Linked DNA regions of Homo sapiens: region 2 is linked to region 1. A link is a loop called in an ENCODE intact Hi-C map of the cell type or tissue named here. Cell type or tissue: GM12878. All regions are shown on one strand. Each heading gives the region's core, and the rest is flanking DNA. Links, peaks and the distances in the headings are about the cores only.

Region 1 (2,919 bases), core at 185-2,684:
ACAGCTCAGCAAGGATTCAGGGAAGGAATGAGATGTCTTCTCCTCCTGCCTCTCTAAAAGTATATCCCAATCAGTATGAATGACTCTCAAAGCCCCTCTCTTGGCTTTAGGGTAAAAATTCACTCCTCTATTCTTCATGATGGGGAAAGAAAACAATCACTTTTCATCTTTGTATTAGTCTGTTTTCATGCTGCTGATAGAGACATACCCAAGACTAGGAAGAAAAAGAGGTTTAATTGGACCTACAGTTCCACATGGCTGGGGAGGCCTCAGAATCATGGCAGGAAGCAAAAGGCACTTTTTTTTTTTTTTTTTTTTTTTGGGAGACAGAGTCTCGCTCTGTTGCCCAGGCTGGAGTGCAGTGGTGCGATCTCGGCTCACTGCAAGCTCCGCCGCCTGGGTTCACGCCATTCTCCTGCCTCAGCCTCCCGAGTAGCTGGGACTACAGGCGCCTGCCACCACACCCAGCTTATTTTTTAGTATTTTTAGTAGAGACGGGGTTTCACTGTGTTGGCCAGGATGGTCTCGATCTCCTGACATTGTGATCTGCCCACCTTGGCCTCCCAAAGTGCTGGGATTACAGGTGTCAGCCACCATGCCCAGACAAAAGGCATTTCTTACATGGTGGCAGCAAGAGAAAATGAGGAGGATGCAAAAGCAGAAACCCCTAATAAAACCATCAGATCTCATGAGACTTACTCACTATCAGGAGAACAGTGTGGGGGAAACGGACCCCATAATTCAAATTATCTCCCACTGGGTCCCTCCTGCAACATGTGGGAATTATGGGAGTAAAACGCAAGATGAGATTTGGGTTGGGACACAGCCAAACCATATCATTTTGCCCCTGGCCCCTCCAAATCTCATGTCCTCACATTTCAAAACCAATCATGCCTTCCCAGCTGTCCCCCAAAGTCTTAACTCATTTCAGCATTAACCCAAAAGTCCACAGTCCAAAGTCTCATCTGAGACAAGGCAAGTCTCTTCCACCTATGAGCCTGTAAAATCAAAAGTAAGCTAGTTACTTCCTGGATGCAATGGAGGTACAGGTAAATATAGCCATTCCAAATTGGAGAAATTGGCCACAACAAAGGGGTTACAGGGCCCATGCAAGTCTGAAATCCAGTGGGGCAAATTCTAAAGCTCCAAAATGATCTCCTTTGACTCCATGTCTCACATCCAAGTCACACTGATGCAAGAGGTGGGTTCCCATAGTCTTGGGCAGCTCCACCCTGTGGTTTTGCAGGGTACAGCCCCCCTCCCAACTGCTTTCACAGGCTGGCGTTGAGTGTCCATGGCTTTTCCAGGCACACGGTGCAAGCTTGTCGGCAGATCTACCATTCTGGGTTCTGGAGGATGGTGGCCCTCTTCTCACAGCTCCACTAGGTGGTGCCCTAGCAGGGACTCTGTGTGGTGGCTCCAATCCCACATTTCCCTTCCGTACTACCCTGGCAGAGGTTCCCCATGAGGCCCCCACCCTTGCAACAAACTATTGCCTGGGCATCCAGGTGTTTCCATACATCTCCTGAAATACAGGTGGAGGTTCCCAAACCTCAATTCTTGACTTCTGCGCACCCCTAGGCTCAACTTCATGTGCAAGCTGCCAAGGTTTGGGGCTTGCATCCTCTGAAACCATGGGACAAGCTGTACCTTGGCCCCTTTTAGTAACAGCTACAGTGGCTGGGATGCAGGGCATCAAGTCCCTAGGCTGCACACAGCATGGGGACCTTGGGCCTTGCCTGCAAAACCATTTTCTCCTCCTAGGTTTTTGGGTCTGTGATGGGAAGGGCTGCCATGAAGACCTCTGACATGCCCTGGAGACATTTTCCCCATTGTCTTGGGGATTAACATGGGGCTCCTGTTACTTATACAAATTTCTGCAGCTGGCTTGAATTTCTCCTCAAAAAATGGGTTTTTCTTTTCTACTGCATCATTACGCTGCAAATTTTCTGAACTTTTATGCTGTTTCCCTTTTAAAACAAAATGCTTTTAACAGCACCCAAGTCACATTTTGGATGCTTTGCTGTTTAGAAATTTCTTCTGCCAGATACCCTAAATCATCTCTCTCAAATTCAAAGTTCCACAAATCTCTAGGGCAGGGGCAAAATGCACCAGCCTCTTTGCTAAAGCCTTATAAGAGTCATCTTTGCTCCAGTTTCCAACAAGTTCCTCATTTCCATCTGACACCACCTCAGCCTGGACCTTATTGTTCATATCACTATCAGCATTTTGGTCAAAGACATTCAACAAGTCTCTAGGAAGTTCGAAACTTTCTCACATTTTCCCGTCTTCTCAGCCCTCCAAACTGTTCCAATCTCTGCCTGATACCCAGTTCCAAAGTCGCTTCCACATTTTCGGGTATCTTTTCAGCGCCCCACTCTACTGGTACCAGTTTACCTTATTGGCCTGTTTTCACACTGCTGATAAAGACATACTGGAGTCTGGGAAGAAAAAGATTTAATTGGACTTACAGTTCCACATGGCAAGGGAGGCCTCAGAATCATGGTGGGAGGTGAAAGAAACTTCTTACGTGGTGACAGCAAGAGAAAAATGAGGATACAAAAGCGGAAACCCCTGATAAAACCATCAGATCTCTTGAGACTTATTCACTACCATGAGAACAGTATGGGGGAAACCTCTGCCATGATTCAAAGTATCTCCCACCGGGTCCCTCCCACAACAGGAGGGAATTATGGGAGCACAATTCAAGATGAGATTTGGGTGGGGACACAGAGCCAAACCATATAAAGCTTGAATATAATACTTCTTAGAAGACTGCCAATCTCAGTAGTTATCTCCCTTTCCCAGTAATTATGGGCCAAATGGTATCCTTAAAAAATTTATATATTAAAGTTTGAATGTGATTGCATGCAGAGAAAGGGTCTTTAAACAGGTAAGTTAAAATCACATCATTAAAGT
Region 2 (2,919 bases), core at 238-2,737, 53 kb before region 1:
TTACAGTTTATTAAATTTTAAGTAAACTAAATATAATACATATAGATAAGCAAACATGAACAATTTTAAGAATCATCATGATGGAAAAATTAACAGTTTGGTTTCTCAGCATTACATTTTAAAAATATAAGCTATGTAAAGTATTACTCAACAAACCGTAAAAGACTTGTAGTTAAAAGGCAGTGCACTGATTGTTGTGACCTGTTTTCTAGCTCTTACTCTGCGACTAATGTGTAACAGTAGTCATTTAGCCCTTTTTCACTGAAGGAAACAGAAAAAAATTCAACCTTAAGATAAAAGGAATCCACCACAAAGTTACAAGGGAATCATGGAAACCCATGGGGGAGGGATATAGCTGAACAAAATGGGAAAAGGACCTTAATACCCTTTAAGTTAGCCTGTGTACTCTCTTGTGCATTTATGCTTTTTTTTCTTTTTTTTTTTTTTGAGATGGAGTTTCACTCTTGTCAGCCAGGCTGGAGTGCAGTGGCGTGATCTTGGCTCACTGCAACCTCTGCCTCACAGGTTCAAGCAATTCTCCTGCCTCAGCTTCCCGAGTAGCTGGGATTACAGGCGCCCACTGCCACGCCTGGCTAATTTTTGTATTTTTAGCAGAGACGGGGTTTCACCATGTTGGTCAGGCTGGTCTCGAACTCCTGACCTCAGGTGATCCACCCACCTCAGCCTCCCAAAGTTCTGGTATTACAGGTATGAGTCACTGTGCCCAGCCTGCTTTTTTTTTCTTTCAGCCTCCAGATAGGCTTTCTTTGCTTCTTTGGTCCACATGGACTAAAAACATATTACTTACATCTTATATATGTCTAGTTTTATAGTGATAAAGAAAGTAAGCAAGAGAAAGAAGGAAAGACTGAATTTCCTGATCTCAATATCATACTCCCAAGGAAAGAAATTCAATTAGAGCAATCTGGATCAGATGCTCACGGATGGTCTAATATACTATGGCAAGAAGTTTGGCATCCAGCTGTCCTGATGGCTTTGCTACAACTGTAAACGTGCAAAATGGGAGGGAGGTTAGGGAGGAGCAACTCCCAAAAGAAAAAGGATAAACAAAAACAACCCACATCAATCTGTTAAAATATACTTTATATTTTTGAGCCTCAGCTTTCTGATCTTAAAAAAAGTGTCAAGTGAGTGTTTGCTTAAAAATTTTTTAAAATGTTGATCACACTCTATCTCTAACAATTTCATTAAAATATTTAATATTTATTAAACTAATTTCAAGATGTAAATGCTACTTCCTTATTCCTTTCTTGGTGGGTCATGGGGCTTTATAAAGGCTCTCACAAGAACCACAAAAAAAGAAAAAAGAAACAGTGGTTTTATTTAAATGGAATGTCCCATACTTTTCTGACCAAGGAATAATTTTTGGAGGAATACCTGGAGATGCTTTAAGAATCACTTCACTTTACCATTTATATGAGCCCTACATTTCAGATCACAAGCTTTTGTAGGAAATACAATTTTAAGAAAACAATAACTGTACCATAAATCATTTATGTTACTTATTGTTTTCTGTCATATGCTTGAGGCCTCTGAAAAACAAAATTGCTCAAATAATTGCTCTTCTGAATCTGTGGAACTTGGGATAAACTTTTATTGGTATGAGAGCTCCCCATATCTTCCTATCTTTTTCTAATAGAATTGGTCTCTCATTGTTGGCAAAATCGTAAAGAACCCAGAGAGAGATTTCTATTCACAGTACCAAGAAAGAGGTTTCAGAAAGGAGCTGAATACAGAAACTAAAATCGGACAGCAGTTTCTCAGTGGGGTTAAGGCAGAATTTAAACTTTAGAGCACTTATTGATGTTAAGTGGAGATTCTACGGTTAAATGACAATGTCCTTTCAGTTCCTTCATTTGCAGTCAGGTTTATTTTTAAAACTTATATAGAGCATCCCCATCTCCTGCATGATGAATCAACGTAGACTTTAGCTGTGTCTTGCACGAGTGGCCAACCAATACATTTAGCCCTTTATTCCTGGAGGGGATCTACAGTTGCTGTCTTTATTACAACACTTTATTGAAAATGTGTAATTTCAGTTCCCAGTTTCAAATTGTATTTTATTAGTAAGAATTATTTGCTGTTCACTAGAAAGTGATTTGAAGCCTGAGATAATTATAGAATCATGGAACTATAAAGCGCATCCAGAGGTCACCAAGCTCACGCTCTACTCTGAAAGCAGACCTATGCCTTGGCTAAGCAAGTTATATTTCAAGCCACTTTGCCCCAGAGGAAATAATTACACATGTTCCAAATGCAGTTTAAACTCATGTTTAAAACTTTTGACCAGTTAGTGTGGCTCATCTTCACATTGGGAAGAATTAATGGAAACCCTGCAATCTAATAGGAGACTCCTTGCCATTCCCTCCTCTGTTCTACCAGGCTTTCTAAGGGCTTGGGGGTTGATACTACTGATTTAGTTCTTAGAGTATTCGGACTTTTCTTTGAGTAAAATGCTATCTAACATTTATTTCATTTCATGTATATATCACTTGAGCTGTCTTTCTTTTCTTACAGTTATCTTCAGTTGGTAAATAATGTCACCGTTTTCCTGGTCACCCAAGCTTAAACTTAAATTTATGTTGGAGTCCTTCCTTTTCCTCCAATCACACATTCAAACAGTAATTGTCTTGTGATTTCTATCCCCCAATGTATCTTCTGTTTACTATTCTTTTCCATTTCTAGTGATGCTGCCCCTACCACAGTCCAGCTTCATACAGCTTTCTCATTTGCTTCTCACCCTTGCAAAACTTCCTAGTTGGTGATAATTAGTCAGTTACAGATTGAATTCAGCTGCATGTAACACAAAACATTAGCCATATATACAGCAACTTGGAAAGCAAATAGGGAGTTTTCTGTCACATCACAATACACATGGCAGTAGGCAGCGGGATAATG

The links. Hi-C counts contacts between places; a loop is a spot of excess contacts. Peaks named below come from ENCODE experiments on the same cell type or tissue, not always from the same donor. Only the 100,000 strongest peaks of a DNase experiment are listed, where the experiment ranks them.
Region 2: a loop joins it to region 1, with 4 times the contacts of the local background. A loop is called at or near these places in 2 of 110 quality-filtered maps.

What each region holds. Positions count from the first base shown.
Region 1 is chr9:78,702,787-78,705,705 of GRCh38, reverse strand. No RefSeq gene overlaps it. Among named protein-coding and RNA genes, the nearest start is that of PSAT1, 410 kb to the right of the region's middle. In GM12878, for the core only: a CTCF peak has its summit at 1,373 (motif pointing right); no DNase peak of the experiment used is centred there.
Region 2 is chr9:78,756,260-78,759,178 of GRCh38, reverse strand. No RefSeq gene overlaps it. Among named protein-coding and RNA genes, the nearest start is that of PSAT1, 460 kb to the right of the region's middle. In GM12878, for the core only: no CTCF peak of the experiment used is centred there; a DNase peak (open chromatin) is centred at 1,788.